2 separate regions of the Mus musculus genome follow, and region 1 is linked to region 2. A link is a loop called in an ENCODE intact Hi-C map of the cell type or tissue named here. Cell type or tissue: left cerebral cortex. All regions are shown on one strand. Links, peaks and the distances in the headings refer to the core of each region. The heading gives the core; the rest is flanking DNA. Region 1 has its middle 29 kb from the start of Gm32374. Region 2 has its middle 18 kb from the start of Klhl5.

The links. Hi-C counts contacts between places; a loop is a spot of excess contacts. Peaks named below come from ENCODE experiments on the same cell type or tissue, not always from the same donor. Only the 100,000 strongest peaks of a DNase experiment are listed, where the experiment ranks them.
Region 1: it touches region 2 in a loop (2.7-fold over the local background); 3 of 42 quality-filtered maps call a loop at or near these places.

The regions. Positions count from the first base shown.
Region 1 is chr5:65,043,669-65,053,753 of GRCm38, reverse strand. No RefSeq gene overlaps it. Among named protein-coding and RNA genes, the nearest start is that of Gm32374, 29 kb to the right of the region's middle. In left cerebral cortex, for the core only: no CTCF peak of the experiment used is centred there; no DNase peak of the experiment used is centred there.
Region 2 is chr5:65,107,781-65,117,865 of GRCm38, reverse strand. It overlaps a transcript of Klhl5 not described here. Among named protein-coding and RNA genes, the nearest start is that of Klhl5, 18 kb to the left of the region's middle. In left cerebral cortex, for the core only: no CTCF peak of the experiment used is centred there; no DNase peak of the experiment used is centred there; H3K27ac peaks cover 923 bases.

The sequences.
Region 1 (10,085 bases), core at 1,467-9,466, 65 kb after region 2:
TGTGTGGCCTTGTACCATTGGCCAGGGGTACTGGAAGATACTTCAACATCATACTCAGGGGCTGTAGGGGCCTGGGTGGGGGGAGGGGAAACCTTGTAAGGTCAAACAAGGAATGAAGCCTGATAACTGTCAGGGTAATAAATTCCTCTAGGGCTGGTGGCGGAGGAGCTGGCTTTATGATGCCAGGTTGGAAGCCGGAAGGGAGCCAGCTCTTGCCACCTTAGTCAGGGTTTACACAAAACATCATGACCAAGGTGTTATTATTATTTATTCAGCTTACACTTCCACATTGCTGTTTATGACCAAAGGAGGTCAGGACAGGAACTCATATAGGGCTGGAACCTGGAGGCAGGAGCTGATGCAGAGGCCATGGAGGGGTGCTGCTTACTGGCTTGCTTCCCCTGGCTTGCTCAGCTTGCTTTCTTATAGAACCCAGGACTACCAGCCTAGGGATGGCTCCACCCACAATGGGCCCTCCCACCCTTGATCACCAATTGAGAAAATGCCTTACAGCTGGATCTCATGGAGGCCTTTCCTCAACGGAGGCTCCTTTCTCTGTGATAACTCCAGTTTGTGCCAACTTGACACACACAACCAGCCAGTCCACCTGCCTTCCTCATGTTTGAGGTTTCTGGGATTGAAGCTTCCTCTGCTCTTCTTGTGTGACCCAACCCTGGCTTACTACAGTCCAACAGATAGATTCTGGGTTCAGCTGAAAGACCCTGTCTCAGTGACTAAGGGGTCTCAATGACTAATGATCTAGAAAGACTCCTGATGCCATGCACTGATGTCCAGTGAATTTTGAGAAAGATTCCTCACATGTGCCTGTATACATGCAAACATGCACACACATCACACACACATGTGAAAAAAAATTAAAATTCATGTATGCACAGGCATACCCAAAATGGGATTCTTCAGCTATGCCTAGGTGTTCTCCATCACACACACACACACACACACACACACACACACACACACACACAGCCTTCTAACATTCTGAAGACAGAAGTGTGACCTCTTTGCAAGTGATTAACTACACTATTCCCTATTCGAAGGACACTGCAGTTAATTAACATATGGGCAGATGTGGTCTTTTGCTATGCTTGATAATGTCAGAGTTCTTTAAGGGGAAACTGACAGTATCGTGATCTATTGCAATATTTTTTACACAGTATGATTTGAGCTTGTAACTGCTTAGCCAATTAAAGATTAAGCAGGCAGGCCTGAAATGCTACTCCACAGCTGAAAGAGTGATTTATTGCACAGAAGGTTACTGGAATACAGGGAAGCCAGAATAGCCTAAGAGAAAACCCACACTCTGTTGCTACTATTGGTACTCCTGAACCAGGCTTGCCTGTTCAGCCTAGAGAAAGATCTTCCTTAAACCCAACTCTCAGAGAGCCCCAGTGCACATTTACTAAAAGAAATATGAAAGAAATTTCAAATGAAACCCCAATATACTTGGGGAAGTGCACACCACTTATAATAAATATTTGTAGACTAAAGACCTGCACAAGATTGAGCCTGCCACTCTCCATCACAGGACCAGGGTGGGGAATTTATGAGGCTCCACCCCTAACTGAGGAGCTACTAGTTAATGGCTGCTGGGGAAGGGGGGCAGGAGCCCTTTTCCTGAATGATGTAGTCACTAGTAAGAGGCCAGTGGTCCAGCATGCACTCCCACACTTATGGGCAAACATCCTTAATTAAGCACTTTATTATTTAAATAGGTCATATAAAAATTAAAAAGACATGAAAGTAGACTAGGAACTTGTTAGTAGAAGGAGGAATTCAGAGGAGTGGGAGGGGGATAATGAGAATGAGAGTAATGGGATGAGTAAGACTAGAATACATTATGTGTGTGTGTGTATGAAATTGTCAAAAAATAAACTAAACCTTTTCAGAAGTTTTATTATTGTTTTTAATCATGTGAATTTGTGTGTCTGCATGTGTACATGACTGCAGGCATCTGCAGAGACCAGAAGAGGATGTTGCATCCCTGGGGCCTGGTGTTACAAGCAGTTGTGAGCTGCCCAGCACCGGAGCCGGGAACTGTACACTGCTCCACTGTCTGAGAAAGGATGAGCTCTGAACCACTGAACCATCTCTTCCATAAATACATTTTCAAAGCACGTTTGTGGGCTGACTGGACAGATCTGTGATTAAATGAATGACAAGCACAGGTTCAGGGAAATCAATAGATTTTTCTCCTGAACTTTATCTTGCAATTTGTTTCAGTTTCAGCTTTAAAACCGGCCTGCTTCAAAGAAGAAGAAAAAAAAAGGCAACATTTGGATGCGATACATGGAGGGCTTTATTCCTGCTCTTAAAAACCAATGAGCCTTTCATTCCTTAAGCTTGCCAATTTCAGACCATTTGATGCGGATTCCCCGTTGGTACTGGTGCATTGGCAGTGACTGGACCAGCTCTTGCCTCTCTAGCAGACGCAGGTGGAAATAACCAGCCAAGCGGGACACTGGGTGCTCTTCAGCAAGCAAACTTGTTAGTTTGCACATGATTTCTCTGGGGGAATTGCGAGTTTTTGCTCTATATTCCTTGCCAGAGACCCTGTGGTTTTGAATGAGATGGATAGGAGGCCTACTGTGATGGTTAATACTGTCAGGTTGGCTGGATTTAAAATCGGTGAGACACACCTTTGGATGAGTCTGAATCGCTCCTGGGCAGGATTAAGGAAAGGGTAAAGACTCACATGAATGTGAGCAGCAGGATGCTGTGGCGTTGTGGCTCAGATGGAATGAAAGGGGAGGAAGCTGAGCACTGGCATTCTCTTTTCCTCAGTTTCCTGGGCAGCCGTGGGGTGAATGGCCTGACTCTGTCACACCATCCTGCAGCCATGACGTTTAGACCCTGTGTGTAGGGCCAAGCAGCCATGGGCAGGATCCTCTGAAACAGTGAGCCCAAATAAGTCCTTCCAATGTTAAGCTATTTCTGTCAGGTCTTTGCTTCTAGCAATGGAAGTGTGACTGATACATAGTATTTGAATTGTAACATCTCTATCTAGTCTGTCTCGACTTGCTATGATCTCAGACAGTGCAGAATAGACCAAGACTTCTTGGTAACCAATCAAAGTCGATCATCAAGCCAGTGAACAGGATTGGCTGGGACTATGACTTCCATTGTAGTGATGAGTACTTCTACTTTGATAATGAAGTGGGAAAGTACTTATGAGTTACAGAAGTGCTTTAAAAGGCACAGAATGGCCAAAATGATTTCGTACTTCCCTATATGCACCAAATGGTTTAGATTCTGCCCCCGACACTACAAGCCTGTGCTCTGGGAGGTCATTAGTTTGTCGTGTGCTTTCTATTCATTGGTCTCCTTTTGAATGAGATTGAGCTGCGGAGCAGAGCAGAGTCCCAGATTCATTCAGCCCAGACCCATTGTGTCTACAGCTTTCTCATCGATTTAGAGAGGGAGAGCCAGGAGTTGCAGACGCAGGGATTTGAATGCCCTCGTGCTGCATTTGTGGAGATGAGCAGATTGTAAACTGTCTCTTGCAAACATGATCTGCATCTGGGCATCAAGCTAGCAACTCCAAAGCACCGAGTCAATTCATTGGCTGGCCATTTCTCTCCAGAAGTGTCTGAGATTGCTTCTGTAGTCGTTACAGGTCCCACAACCAGTCAGGCTGAGAAGGAAGAAGAGAGAGAGCATCTGGCTAAGACCTTTCCGATGAGACAGAAATGTCCTAGTTCTCTGTTCAAATCAGCATAATCTTTAGAAGTTTTGCATTTAGAACCCTGGTTTGCACTGTCCTGAGAAAGTCAAGGGCAGATGTGCTTAGTCATCAACATCAGCCCTGAAAGCGCATAAGAAACTCAGATTGGAGACACTCCCATATACTTCTATTCTCATCAAAACTAATCTGTGTATTTCATAGTTTTCTTATCTGATAAGACTTATCAGTTCACCTCCTTATGAGAAGCAATTTATTTAGACCCTTTTGATTATTAAATGTACTTATATTAATTCACCCATTAATACATTTTTATTGAAAAGTTTTAACGGCTTGGGGCTGGAGAGATGGCTCAGTGATTAATAGCATTCTGGAGGACCCGGGTTCAATCCCCGCACCCACATGGCAGCTCACAGCTGTCTGTAACTCCATTCCCAGGGGGTCTGATGCCTCTTCTGGCTTCTTCCAACACCAGGCATGCATGCGATTGACACGCAGACACACATTAGGTAAAACACTCATACACGTTTAAAAATACATTATTTAAATAGTTTTAATTTAACTTACAAACTGGGCTGGAGTCCTTTAGCATGACTGTGTCAAATTCTGCTATGCTCGCCCACTTGTTTCATTCCACTGCCTCCATGGTTTTTACAGTTTTGTGTGTTTGTGTGTAATGTGCTCTGAACACATATTCATGTTAATTTATGTAACTAACCTAGAACTGCTTGTCCACCTAGCAACTGGACAGTACAGAGGGACAGTTCATTCTTTTGGTTCTCCTTCTTCTTTTTTAATGGTTTCACAGCATTTCATAGTTAACCTGATATTCATTACAGTTAATCCTACTTGACAGGTGCCTCAAAGGGTGCATTCATCAAAGGAGAAATCACTGAAGGCCAGTTAGGTGCTAAGTAAGGTGCTGGGACTACGACAGAGAGCAAAACAACGAGAAATGCTGGCCTGTGGAAATCACATCCCAACGTCAGGCAGAGTAGACTTGACAAAGAGGACACAGAGGACATTACTTGGAGATGCCCTTAGAGAAAATGAGCAGGCAGGGGGGCACACTTAAACTTACTGGGGGGGGGGGGTTACACTTAATCTTCTTTTCTAACTGCTGGCCTGGGTGCCTCCCCAGCAATGTACCCCCAGATACTTGCTCTTTCTCCTGGCCATGTGCTCACAGTCCATCTTCTCTCCCGGCAGCTTCCTGACCCCCTCTCCTGTATCCTCCTCCTTCCTCCTTTCCGAAACCCCCAACCAGGTAACTCCAAACCTGCCCACCTCAAATCCCTCCAGTAGTTGGCTGTAGCCATTTATTTTTAACCTATAGCTTTAAATTAAGGAACAAGGTTTGCGCAAGAAAAGCTGGTAAAGGTGAGAATTCACTTGTTAGCAGCTAGAACTTCTGTATAGAACCTAACATTACAACATATAGCAACAGACTAAGCCTCAACAGCTCACGGGTATCAAAGGCGTTTTTGTTTTGTTTTGTTTTGTTTTTTCAAGACAGGGTTTCTCTGTGTAGCCCTGGCTGTCCTGGAACTCACTCTGTAGACCAGGCTGGCCTCGAACTCAGAAATCCGCCTGCCTCTGTCTCCAAGAACTAAATACATGTGCCACAACTGCCTTTTACTGACAGAGAAATGGCCTAAGTCTGTCCTGCAGTTCACCATTTGCATTATCATCCTGTGTTAATCCCCAGCAGTGAATTGCTTCCCCTCCGACCCCCATCCTTACTTTGTCCAGAGGCACCAGACTTTCCTGTCACAACATCACTGTCAACAAGAGACAATCTGAGTTTCCAGTGACCAATGGGTCTCTTACTTAGCATTAGAGGGTCATACCATGAGGACAATGAGGGAGAATGAGAAGTGCAAGTGACTTGCCATCTCCTGGGCGCTAAGGCATTTGTGGGCACACAGTGCCACAGTGCTCTGCTGGAGGCTATGGGATACAGAGATGGACCTTCAGGTGTTATTAGAAGCAAAGATCTCAGTCAATGAGAAAACAAAGGGACACATATTTGTATTTTCTTTTATTGTCGGGTATCTGGCCTGTCCTTGAGCTCTGTCCAGCATTTTATTTATGGCTGGGATAGGAATCCTTGGTCTCCAAGTTAGGAGTTGGATGATCATAGGCAGCTAATTTTACCTCTGATTGAGCTTTTCAGCTGTAAATGGATATGATAGTAGCTGTAGCTATCTTATGAGATTAGTGTTGGAGATTAAATGAGACTGGAGGCAGAGTGCTTACTCCGGGTATCTGAAATGCAAGAAGTAATTAAATGCTTATTACCATTATTTCATCAATCGTCACCACCAACGCCGCAGTCACCACCACCATTGTCTCTTAGCCGCAGTGCCAGTGCCAAGTCCACAGGGAGCAGGAGGTGTCAGCCAGCATTTTTTTTTTTTTTTTTTTTTTTTTAGAATGTTTCCCAGGCTCTTGTGGAACTTTGTGAAGACACAAGCTTCAAGCTAAAGCTAGTCTAGACAACGCTGTGATCTTTAAGGCGGGGAGAGCATTAAAAACTGCCACGCTCCAGGAAGCAAGGAGAGTATTCAGTGCTCAGGGATGGTGCTGGTTACAGACTGGCTTCCCTGGCATGGAGGAGACAGGGAGGGAAGAGGAAACGGAGAGGACAGGGCCGCTGAGCTGCTTAGTGTAAATGTCTGAGAAGGGAGAACAAAGCTGTGGTGGGAACCACCCAGGGACCAGGTGACCGCGTGGACTCCAGTCTACTCTCTTTAGTCCCAGTTTGTTCTCAGCTGCAGGAGAACAAGCAAAGCATACAACTGAAGCTTTCAGTTGTATACCTACCCTGAGGCTTCCACGGTGCCTAAGCCTCGAAACCCGAGCATTCAGACCTCCCTAAAGCCAATAGTGGCTTTCCTCTTAGGTGGTTCTAACTTGTTCAAACAGCTAGCTAGTGAGGTCAGACTGTCCTGGGTTCAAATTCCAGTTCCGTTGTTACTCATGCAGCTCTGGGCCAGTTACCTAACTTCTCTGAGTCTCTGTTTTTGTTCTTGTGGTGGGGATTATAATTATAACCACCCAGCTTCCAATCGGGTTGTTAGCATTTTGTCTAAGCTCCGCCCCACAGTTACCCGGCAACTGCCAGGTGTGCCTGACTCACTATAAAAGGGGCTGTTTGCCCCCTCCTCACTCTCTCTTGCTCTTGCCTTCTAGCCCTATCCCCCTTCCCTCCCCCCTTCTCTTCTTCCCTCTCTCTCCACATGCTCATGGCTGGCCTCAACTCACTTTCTCTCTCTCTCTCTCTCTCTCTCTCTCTCTCTCTCTCTCTCTCTCCCTCTCTCCCTTTCTCTGTCTCTACTACCCTCTCAACTCCCCTCCCCATGCCCTGAAGAAACTCTATTCTATACTGTACCGTCATGTGACTGGCTCCGCAGAGGGAAGGGATGCCTCAGCATGGGCCTGCAGAGGTACCCCCTTCCCCCACACCTGACTACACCTCCAGCAAACATATTCCTTCCTTCCTTATTTTTTTTTTTCCTAACACAACACGGGTGATTGTGAATATTTAATGGAACCACGCATTAAACACTAAACACACAGCCCAGCATATGGCAAGTACATATGAGCGATCACAGTTGAAATTCTGAGTGGATGTTTCTCTGGTAAATGGGGAAAGGAAATTAGAGAGAGGGAAAAGCCGGGCAGATTGGTAAAAAAAAAAAAAAAAAAAAAAAAAAAAAAAAAAAAAAAAAAAAAAAAAACTGATCCTGGGAACTGTGTACTTAATGACAGTTAAAAAAAAAATCCTGTGAGAGAGGCAGGATAAAGATGGCAAGGACTCAAGGGCTTAGCTTAGCTTTTTGCCAAGGTTTCACCCATCTGGCCTTGGCTTCTGTACTGCCTTTTCCATCCAAATCGCATCTGAGAAGCCTGCCAGTTGAACACACAGGGCAGGAAGATAGATCAGCTCTGGATCACCCCAAATTTCTGCACTCAGTGAAGGCATCGAAGACATCCATCTATTATTCTTTTCAGGTGAAACTTCCTTGGAGACTAATACAAGAGGCAGGCCAGTCGGGTGAGTCGCAGTCACTACAGGCTGACATAATTCTATTGCTTCTTGGCTGATGGCTCATGCCGAGAAAAATCCTCTGTGATCCAGACAAAGGTGGATTTAGTTCAATTCCCAACACAAAATCCCAACCCTCTGCACTCTCTTTATGCCCAATCTGTGATGACTTCTGACAGTTGAACTAGTAGAAATAACATCGACATATTCTCACTGTGTGGGTTGTCATAATTTAACTAGAAAGTGTAGAATATAGGATGGAAGATAAAAATCAGACCTGTGAACATATAGGAAACAAATACAAACCAGTCTATGAAATGAGATGGTCCAGAAAATAAAATAAAACATGTTAACCCCTCCTTTATTTTGTTTCATGTGAAGAGTGTCTGGTCTGAAGCCACTCCAGTGGCAATGTGAATTCTAATCAACTGCAAGATCAGGATGGGATTGCCATTCTAAGATGGATTTTTCAGTACCATCTTTACTGAAGTGCCTTTACAAACGTGGTAATTTAAGGAACTAAGTTGAAGCCAGCTATTTCAACATTAGCATACAGGGCATGCTTAAAGAAAGGATCAAAGGGCAATTTCTTATATTTTCAAAAAGAAAAAGAAAGAAAGAAAAGAAAAGAAAAGCAAAAACCAAACCCAAAAATCCACTCCAGTTTGGCTCTGTAATTACTTTTACAAAATTAACCACCATTTGAAGTTGTGTAGCGTGACCAGCTTTATCTGTTCGGCGAGTGTGTGCGTGTATGAGCACACACAGCACTTCTTTAGGACAAGGAGAAATGCAATGATTATTTCAACAGTTTGTAAATTTGAGAGGACCCTTCCTGGTTTTGTTTCTCAGACGGGTGCAGCGAGGCCAGCCAGCACAGACGGTGCATCTCTGGGCGTCTCTGGGCGTCTGTGGTGCGTCTCTGGGCGTCTGTGGTGCGTCTGTGGTGCGTCTCTGGGCGTCTCTGGTGCGTCTCTGGGCGTCTCTGGTGCGTCTCTGGGCGTCTCTGGTGCGTCTCTGGGCGTCTGTGGTGTGTCTCTGGGCGTCTGTGGTGCGTCTCTGGGCGTCTCTGGTGCGTCTCTGGGCGTCTCTGGTGCGTCTCTGGGCGTCTCTGGTGCGTCTCTGGTGCGTCTCTGGTGCGTCTCTGGGCGTCTCTGGTGTGTCTCTGGTGCGTCTCTGGTGCGTCTCTGGGCGTTTCTGGTGCGTCTCTGGTGCGTCTCTGGTGCGTCTCTGGGCGTTTCTGGTGCGTCTCTGGGCGTCTCTGGTGCGTCTCTGGTGCGTCTCTGGGCGTCTCTGGTGCGTCTCTGGGCGTCTCTGGGCGTTTCTGGTGCGTCTCTGGTGCGTCTCTGGGCGTCTCTGGGCGTCTCTGGTGCGTCTCTGGGCGTCTCTGGTGCGTCTCTGGTGCGTCTCTGGTGCGTCTCTGGGCGTCTGTGGTGCGTCTCTGGGCGTCTCTGGGCGTCTCTGGTGCGTCTCTGGTGCGTCTCTGGAATCGTAAGCACTTCAGAGCAGCTGATTTCTTTCTCAAGGACGCCTTTGCTTCCTGCACTGGGGCTTTTTCTGGTAATTTGTATTTTCCTTCAGCCAGCACATTATTGATCTTTCTTTCTTTCTTTCTTTTTCTTTCTTTCTTTCTTTCTTTTTCTTTCTTTCTTTCTCTTTCTTTCTTTCTTTCTTTCTTTCTTTCTTTCTTCCTTCCTTCCTTCCTTCCTTCCTTCCTTCCTTCCTTCCTTCCTTCCTTCCTTCCTTTCTTTCTTTCTTTCTTTTTCGAGACAGGGTTTCTCTGTGTAGCCCTAGCTGTCCTGGAACTCACTCTGTAGACCAGGCTGGCCTCGAACTCAGAAATCCGCCTGCCTCTGCCTCCCAAGTGCTGGGATTAAAGGTGTGTACCAACACCGTCCGGCTGATGTTTCTTTCTTATGGGTTGAATCTGAAATGTGCTCACCCTACCCCAGGCTTCGTTTTGAAAGCTTGTTCCCCAATTGGTGGTGCCTTATTATTTTTTTTTATTTTTATTTTCCTGAGGCCCTGGGAGCTTTAGGTGTGGTGTGAGGAACGGAAGAGCTAGTTGTTGAAAACCGGTCATTGTGGGCCTTTGAAATGGTCCTAGATCCTATTGGACTCTCAGCTCTCTGATCTGCGGTGATGTGAACAGTCTCCGCCACAGGCCCCCCTGCAGCCATGAGCTGTCCAGTCTCACTCTATCATCTCCATTACGACGGCTGAAATCTACCAACAAAGAACTTGTCCCTCCCTTATGATGTTTCTGCCGGGACACAGAAGTGTGGAGACACTCCTGGTCCCCCTTGCTCTGTGTCTGAAGTGTGCCGTTTCTTT
Region 2 (10,085 bases), core at 929-8,928:
ACTACAACTGTCTCCTAAGCCTGTTGCCTAGAGTGCATGTGTGTGGGTAAGACATGACCTGTTGTAACACCTAGAGAACAGGCGTCCCCTCCCTATCTGACAGATGCAGCTGCTCAAGCGAGGCTGACTGGGCTCTGGTGAGTTGAGGGTTCCATGCTTTGGATTTCAAGTGGATTATGCTGCCACTTGCTTTGAAAACAGTGTCACTTGCTGCTCACAGCTACTCCATGGGCAGGTAGTTATAAACCCTACTGTGTAATCAGTCCTTGGCTACTCTGTGGGCTCTTCCTTCTTCCAGCCTTTTCTGCCCCTTTTCTTCCACCCTTTCAATCCCCCAACACAGAAAGGAGAGAAAAAAATGGCTAGAGGGAAAAGGGGCATCACTATCATTAGACCACTCCCTGTGTTCCATGAGGCAAGTTTGATCTTTGTTCTCAGGACATCTAATTTCTTCTTGTTTCCTCTTTGTACACAACTATTTAATAAACCACAACCCACAACAACTAACCTCTTGGGCCCTACTTATATACCCTTGGAAAAGTCCCCAGAATCCCAAACATCACACAATCACAGAAACTATCTGCAGCTGGCAAAGCATGCAGCCCTGTGAAGAGCACGAGGCAAATCATAGTCACCTGCTGTGGACAATCTGAAGCAGCCCCATATCCCGCACCTGGGATTAAAATGAAAACTATTCCCATAATGTTTCTGTTTTTAAAAGTTCTCAGTACACTACTATGCCAAAGATGGAGCAGACTCAGAGTATGACTGACTTGTTTAAGCTCTGTGTGCAGCAGAGGACACTAAACTGAACTGAAACTGTTTGCCAGTGCGATCAGGTTAAACTACCGGTAAACAAGGCAGTGTAGCCCTGGCTGCCCTGGCCTTGCTTTGTAGACCAGGCTGGTCTTGAATTCACCAAGATCTGCCTGCTTCTGCCTCCTAAGTGCTGGACTAAAGGCTTGTGCTGCCATGCCTGGCCTTAGTTCAAGTTTTTAAAGAAGAGGGAGAAAGAGGGAGAGAGAGACTAGTTTTCAACTGCTTGAAGAATGTATCACTTCTTAGACAAAAACACTTATGCAATTCCTCACAGTCGCAATTAAACAGGAAATGGCACTAATGTCCAAACACAAGTCCTCAACTTCTGTTACCGTCTTCCTCCCAGTTTTTGGTGTTTGCCTATGAAACAAAGTGTTCACCCATACATCAGACTAGTTTCCATTATCCGTCTGTCCTAATGTATGGTAGGAAAACAAAGATCAACTCACAGAACTGGCTGTTACGTATCCCACTCCCTTTTAAACTTGCCTAGAAAAAAAATCACAGCTGATACTATAATAACTGCTTAATTATAACAAAATATTTGGTTTTGAAAATACCCTTTTAAGGCAAGTGTGGCGACTCATGCTTCTAATACCAGCAGTTGGGAGGCTGAGGCAGGAGGACTGACATGAGTTCCATGTCAGTCTGTGCTTTGTCACCTAATGAATTTCAGATCAGCCAGGACTACAGAGTGAGATCCTATTTCAGAGGACGAACAAGTCTGTCAGCCAATCGTGGTTGTGCACTCCTTTAATCCCAGCACTCTGGAGGCAGAGGCAGGCGGATCTCTGTGAGTCTGAGGGCAGCCTGGTCTACAGAGTGAATTTCAGGGATCCAGAACCACACGGTGAGACAAGCAATCTAGCAGATGAAAAATAGCCTTTTATGGCTGGAGGTGTCGCTAAGAACATGTGCTTAGCACATGTGAGACCCTGAGTTCAGGTTTCAGCATTTGGAGAAGAAATCAGAAGAGTCCTGGGTAGCTGGTAAACGGAATGGGTTTCCTTGGCACACGCTTCTCTTAGTTTGCACATAGACACATTTGCAGGGCACAAGGATGGAAGCTGAGAGGCCACCTAGATGGAGAGAAACATGGCTAACTTCTTGCCTGATCCATGATTTGGCAAATGTGCTGTGACACCCAAATGTCTTATGTGTCATAAAAAGCTACAGCGTGAGTAACTGTGATTTTGTCTTTTACTGACCTGAACCAAATCCAGAAGTGTTTCTGTTCCCTTGAAGCTCTACAGCAATGGAGATGAAAAAGGGAATCAATCAGTACTCTTCAGGCACAAACACAACACAAGTTGTCTGTGGTCTCTGAACACATAACGGAAAATCACAGACAGACTTGAGCTGACGCAGGATCAATCAAGTTTTCCAAGTGCTTATGTTAGAACAACATACAGTTGGTAAGGAAATGGGAATAAAGAACAATTTAAACAACAGAGGGGAGACAAATGTGATGACACAGGGAGAGACAGAGAGAATGAGTGTGAGTTAGAACCTGAATGTGAGGATAGGGATGAACTGACAGAGCCCTCACCTAGAAAGCACAAAGCCCTGGGTTTGATCTTCACCTATTCAATCATTCATTTATTAATTTATAGACAGCCTTGGCTGTCCTGGACTTGCTTTGTAGACCGGGCTGGCCTTGAATTCATCAAGATCCTTTTGCCTCCCAAGTGCTAGGACAAAAAGCTTGCACTGCCATGCTAAGCCTTAGTCCATTTTTTTTAAAGGAGGGGGGGGAGAGGGAGAGAGAAGGGGCAAGGGAGAGGGAGAAGGAGAGGGAGGGGGGAGAGGGGGAGGGAGAGGGGGAGAGGGGGAGAAGGAGAGGGAGGGGGAGAGGGGAAGGAAGAGGGGGAGAGGAGGGAGAGAAGGAGAGGGGGAAGGAGAGGGAGAGGGGGAGAGGGGAAGTGAGAGGGGGAGAGGAGGGGGAGGGATCGAGGGGGAGGGAGAGGGGGAGAAAGAGAGAGAAACTAGTCTTCAAATGCTCATAATCACAAATGAGTTCGTTACTACAAATGTTAACTAAGCCAATGTCATTCAACAACTCCCTGGCTTGCCCTAACATGAAACTTAAAAGAATAGCAATTAAAAAAAAAAAAACACCAAAAAGCTGTTTTATAGTTCCAACTAAAAGCACAATTGGACAAGGGAGTGAATGAAATGGCAGATCAATGGACATCAGCAGTGACTAGAATCTCTCAGTGTTAAATGTATCTTAGGCTAAACTCAATGTTCTTAAGAGGCCCTTCATCTGAGTACTGGTGGCGCATGCCTTTAATCCCAGCACTTGGGAGGCAGAGACCGGTTGTTCTCTGAGTTTGAGGCCAGCCTGGTCTACAGAGTGAGTTCCAGGACACAGAGAAACACTATTTCAAAAATACAAGAGTCTCTTCAGGGTGGTCTTCTCAACTTCCAATGGGGTCTGGGGGTGACAAGAAATAACTTGGACTAGCTAGTGAATGTAATCACAATACAGTGTATTTATGCACAAAACTGTCAAAAATACTTAAAACTACCTAAAATAAAGCCAACATTTGAAAATATAATGAATTAAAAAAGAAAAAAGAAAAGACAAGCTGGGTCTAGCCTCTTTGAAGGACTGCTGAGACTCCATAATTTTAAGGTCCTGTAAGATGCACAATTGATTAGCCCTTCTTTCCACAAATAACAGGAAGAAATGAAGTAACCCTTCTCCAGCCTCTCCTCTCTAGTCTTCACAGGGCAATCACACCTTCTAAAGGACGATTCTTGACTACACCATTATAGCTAAAATTCTTATTCATTTTCAATCTCCTACTCGGTCATAAAAGCCAAATTGTTTGGCATGGAATTCAGAGTTTTTAATGTCTTAGAGGTCCCACCTGCCCTGCCAACATCATACCTTACATTCTATTCATCTATCTCATATTTCATCTATAACTAAAAATAATTAAGCACATAGATCAAATCAATGAAAACAAATACTATTGAATACTTCCAAACGAGCTCATACACTCACTACGGACATTTAAGTTAGCGAACCTTTCCCCTTGAACATTTAAAGTTAAGTCTCTTAGCTCTGTGTCCCAGCAATGGCAATCTGTAGAATTAGGTATATTATCTACATTCAAGGTAACATTACTCCTAGTAAAGATGACTTCCCAGGTTACTCAGTTTGCATTTGGATTCATATAAAGAAACCCCAGCTTTGGGGGGCTCTTATGATAATTCATATCCTTTCCACGATCCTGGAAGCTAAGTTTATGGAGCTGTAAGAGACGTCATGTGTTGAGGGAACATGGAGTTTTAAAGCTAGTGGCTTTGGTGCCCCCCTAGTTGAGCCTCTTTTGAGATATTACTCAGATGGTACAAGCTGCTTGTACGGACTTCTGTGAAGATCACGTCTACCAATCGGGAACACCAACACAGGCCTGCTGATAAGCTGCCGTCACTGTAGGACTGTCTTCTAAACAAGGAAGCTTCTGGTAGTTTCCTGCACCGCACTGTTTAGATGAGTCCACACCCATCCTGCTTTTACACAGCAACAAATGTGTAAGGACATTTCAGAGACTCAAGATCCTGTGCAGTCTGCACCTAAGACCCTCCTTTAGCCTTCACCCCTGATGGGTCTTACCTGTCATGCACAGCTAGTTATGCCTGTTCATATAGATGAGGTCTCGCTGTGAGCCCTGGCTGATCTGGAACTTGCTACTTGGCTCAGGCTGGCTCCGTCAAACTTGCTTTGATCCTTCTGCCTTCAGCCTTCTAAGTGCACCTATGCACCACCATACCTAGTTGCTAAAACAAACACAGTTTTTCCTCACCTCCCTCATGTTTTTCTGGTAATCTGCTCTTCCAGATATCGTATACACCCACCCCTTAGCTGCCTACTGAAGTGCAGCTATGGATACCTTTTGTCTGGGAAGAGACATTGCTACAGAAGAGGAGCGCACAATGATAAGAGAAAATACAAAGTTGCTGGGAATAAAAATGAAGTCGGTGAAGAAATGTAACAACAGGATGTTAAAGTCTAAAATGTCCACGTAGAAGCTGTCCTGGAGAGCAGTCTGTTTGGTAGGGAACTGCTGGACTAGTAGCATGGACTTTCTCTCTGCAGTAATAGCTTTGAGGTGAAGCCAGGGAGTCTCGAGTAAGGACTGAAGGACATGAAGGTAAGAGGCAGACAATTCAGTCACCTATATCTTAGGAGAGGAAGAAATGAATGAAAGGATTTTTTTTTTAAAAAAAAAAGGCATTTGCCTGTGTGTGGAGAGTGCATACACTAGCTACAAATCAACTCCAAGATTCCCTTCTCATCCTGATTATCATAATCCATCTGTCCTAGGACAACCTGCACACTGATGCTAACTGTCTCAGTCAGGGTTTCTATTCCTGCACAAACAGCATGACCAAAAAGCAAGTTGGGGAGGAAAGGGTTTATTCAGCTTACACTTTCCACATTGCTGTTCATCACCAAGGAAGTCAGGACAGGAACTCAAGCAGGCCAGGAAGCAGGAGCTGATGCAGAGGCCATGGAGGAATGCTACTTACTGGCTTGCTTCCCCTGGCTTGCTCAGCTTGCTTTCTTATAGAACCCAGGACTACCAGCACCACCCACAGTGGGCCCTCCCTGCTTGATCACTAGTTGAGGAAATGCCTTACAGAAGGATCTCATGGAGGCATTTCCTCAAGGGAGGCTCCTTTCTCTGTGATAACGCCAGCTTGTGTCAACTTGACACACAGAACCAGCCAGTACACTAATCACACAGATTTTTTTAAGTGGCGTCTCAGACTTCTTTAATCTCAGACTTCTCAGACGCTACTAGAACAGGGCCTCCTTCTTATCTACAAAGTTGCCAGTGACTTTGTTGTTGTTTTAGAGTCAACTCCATTATTTCCAAATTCTGACAGTGAGAGCACTTAAGCTTTAAGTGGTTCTCAACCTTCCTAAGGCTGTGACCCTTCAATACAGTTCCTCGTGTTTCAGTGACCCCAATCATAAAATTATTTTCGCTGCTACTTCAGAACTGTGATTTTGCTACTGTCATTAATCATAGCGTAAATATACAATATGCAGATGGTATTGGGTGACTCCTGAGGAAGGGTCATTCCATCCCCAAACGCTGGTGACCCACAGTCAGGAACCACTGAGAAGGCCAACCTCCACGGTGCATTGACAAAATGCTAGGCTTGGATAAACTGCCAAAGTTCTAGCTTCAACCCTGTGAACTCTTAGATTAAAGCGCCCTTGTAAGAGCAAAACAGAGAAAGGCTAGTCAATAGAGAATCAGAGCAATGGCATGAACATGCAGAGAGAAGCTGGAAAGAAACCACACAGAGAAAGCAGCCCTGCTCTTTACTATCAGCGATGCCAAGGGCCTTGAGGCCCAACTGGGTTTCTGGTCTCTGACATCAACACAAAGCTACATTACTGCTAACAAAACATTCTGGTTGCTTAGACTAGTTCAAGTAATTTTATATAACTTGTTAGGAAATGAACCTTAAGAGCAAAACAAAGAAAGAGGAATACAGTGTTTGTGTGTGTGTGTGTGTGTGTGTGTGTGTGTGTGTGTGTGTGTTACACTCCAAAATTTGTTAATGCCGCCTTAAAAAGAAGGAGAGAACTCAAATTATAGCAATTTTCTTTTGGCATTAGAATCTCTCATTCACTATTTTATTTTCAGAAGACCTAACAGTGCCTTATACACATTTAACAAATGTTTATTGAATGGACATACAATTCAAAATGAAACTCACTTGATCAAAATAGTACATCTAATTGTGGGGTTTTTCAATAGCATTTCATTTCAAATTAAGATGTTCTTTATAATCCTCATTACCACAATTCTGTCTAAACACGCACACTCACACAGAAATGCTGTTTTCCAGTTTTTAAAATAGAAGACTGAAAACCATGGTGGGTCCAGCTTATTCAGATCCTGTGTTGACTCTCAGGGTTATGAAGTCTGCTCAGTAGAGTGGTCATTAAGACTGTTCACAGACCGTGCCAGGTCTCTTCCTTCTGGAGCAGGGTAAGGTAGCATTTCCCTACTTCTTTGAAGTTAGGTATAGCTATGAGTTATGTGGTCACTTCCAATGGGAGCCTTGAAGAGCCACTGTGCTGTTATTACCCAGCACATCCTTTCCTCTCTCCTCCCAAGTGTGGAAGAATGTGCTGAGATGCAGCCTAACAGCCTGGGGTCAAGTGACCCCCTGAAACAGAGCTCGCATGCTGACCCTCACCAGACATACAGTAGGACAGAGATAAACCTTTGCTGACTTAAGCCACTAGGACGTGAGGATCTTCTGTGACCACAGCCTAACCTATTCTGTTTGATACTCAGCAAACATCTTTTTTTCACAAACAGGGTGAAGAGAATAAATAGCATTGGCTCTCAATTTTTCAGAACGGTAACATTTTGTATACAGGTGCCCCTCCCCGCCCCCACCAAAAAATGTTTGTATAGGAGTATTGTACTCCCTTAGGTCAGCTCCAGATAAAATTTCAAACCAATTCCTCATCCTCTCAGCCCTCACTGCCTGACTTCTGAAACCTAGGATGGAAGACTATCTGGATAAGATGTGAGTCTTGGCAATCCAAACTCTTGCCTCCTGTTCTCATTTGCATCCTTCAGGCTGTTTTACTACCAGTAAATTCTCAGCATATATCCCACGAATGAACTGTTTGCTATAACCACACTAGTCTTATAAACTAGAATATAGATCCAAAAGGCTCATAAACTTGCTGGAAATAGCCCCAAACACTAATAAGTTCAATTATAGTTTTTGGATTTGTTGCTGTTATTGTTTTGTTCCAGATCTCTCTCTCCTTTTTGTTTTGTTTTGAGACAGGGTCTCAAATCTCACTATGTTACCTTGGATGGTCTGAAACTTGCTATTTAGGCCAGGCTGGTCTTGAACTTATAGAAATCTGGATACCTCTGTCTCCAGAATGCTAGGATGAAAGGCCTGGACCACCACATCTAGCTCTTTTGCTCTTTCTACTTGTGGCATGTTTTCTGAGATCTTTGATAGCTACAGAATGTAGGGTTATACAGGAAACTAATAGTACAAATAATGTTTGTGATAAGATAGCATGCAAATCACATATTTATATTCACTAGTAATTCAAGGATTTTTACTTGCCTAAACCTAATTCTAGTTCTCAAAGAGTAAACATTCTGAAGCATGAATGGAAAGGCCTATAGGTCATGTGGTCCAAGAGGCAACTTGCTGAACATCTAACGGAGTATGTGTATAGCCTCTTCCTTTGATGTATACAGTGTTAAAACCCTGACTTCTGGATTAGCTTCATTTTGGCCCTTACCAAATTCACTAACTTCAAACACTTTGCTCTCCAGTTCTTATCGGTTCTCAAGCTGTAAGAAAATATCCATAAAGGACTGCTTTATTACATTTGGAATCGGTCACAACATGTATTCTTCCATCAATCAATTTTACAGCAGTATGGTTAAAAAAAAAAAAAAACTTTCAAGAAACTCTGGGGAAAAATAAAGCATCTATCTAAATCCAGATATCTCGAGTTCATCTGAGCTCAGAATCTTTTCCCATCTCCCCTTGTCTTGGAGCTGGGACAAAGAGAACCTTGTGTAGAGCAGACAAGTAAGTCCCTCGCCACCGAGCACAGCTTGGGAAATACTAGTTCAGATCATCACAACCAGGAATTCACAGAACATATACTTCTAATTTCAACATGCCCTGTGTTAAGAACACTTTTTGGGTGGGTGGGTGTCTGTGTGCATACACGCTTGTGCACGCGTGTGCGAGCCCGAAAAAATTTATGATTTTCTGTTGGGAATCTTTTAAAAATGTCAGCTTAATGTCACCATCTCTCTTCCTTTTCTCAGGGCCCATAAAAAGCTGTTTCTGTCAGGCCTCATTACTAGAAAATGCCTTGCTTATGCAGAAGAACTGACTTTTTAAACTGTGGAATCATAAACATGTGGTAGCTTACTGTGTTTCTTTCCTGGCTCTAAGGACGTTCAAAACCCAAACCAAGCCTCACGTGTAGCACAGGACCCGAGGGCAAGCATTGTCTATTCCCTCCCAGCCTGGCTTTCTCCTCAATCTCAATATTCTCATCTAGTTTGTTTAACTATATTGTACACATCGACCCAAAACTGCTTCAAATATCTGGATATACATACTCTCTGTGAGTATCTATGTTCGTCTTCTTTTTCCTACAACTTTGTATCTACTTCTCTGTCCTTGTCACAAAAATATTAGTGTCTTCGCCTTTACCTAAAAGTGTTTTACATAAATCCCCATATGGAACATAAACATTCATTACAGGTAGTTAAACCTGTAAATGCTGAAAGTAAGAGGAAAAAAAAAGTTGTGAGTCCCGTCCCCCCGCCCCAACAGCGATCTAATTAATAATAAAAAGCCTTATTAAACTGTTTATTAACAGGAAGATTTATTACACTCCTTCCTAACAGAAAGGAGAATTAACATTTATTGTGCATCGGTAAAACTGGCAGATACATAGTATAGCAGTTCCATTTTCAAAACAAAGTTGGAGGGCATCTGCCAGCGCATAATTCCTGAGCCATGCAGAAGAAATTGACCTCTCATGACGGTGGAAGGGGAGTGGGGATACACTCTGTATATCCCTTTTAGTAAAAGTCTCAAAACTCAGATGAGATAGTCATAATGGCAACCATGTAGAGTCTCTGACAGCCAAGTTCCCCCAGCAGCTTCTAATTGCGGAACACGCACTGAAGCAACTGTCTAAATGCCAAAGTTGTGACCAGTCAAAACCAAACCCAGGAAACTACAATCATATTCTCTATTTTTGAGGTTAAGGCCATTACTTAAAAACGTTAACAAGGTGTGTATGTTGTAGGGGATCCGAAATAGTTTCCAGCGTGTATGTTTTATTCTTGGGAACAATTCTGGAGAGCAGCACTCGCTCCACCCGCCGGGCCATCTCAGTGCCGCGTGGAGAACTTTGGGCAACTCCAGGGCGGCAGGGCCGCGTTCCGGGGAAGGGGGTGGGGGTGAGGGGGAAACCGGGTTCGAGTCCCGGTTGCAGCTCAAAAGCCCCCAGCCCGGGCCGGCTCCTAAGGTGGGCAAGTCACCCTGGCCAGCGAGTCCTCGGACCCGGAAGGGTCGCATGTATGTTGGGAGCTGGCCTTAGCCCACCGCGCCGAGGAGGAAGTCGCACTTACCGCGGGGGGTCAGGAGGGAGGCCCGGGGTCACCGTGGCGCGGGGCGGCGGGCGGGGAGGCTGCGCGGGGCGCGGGTGGGCG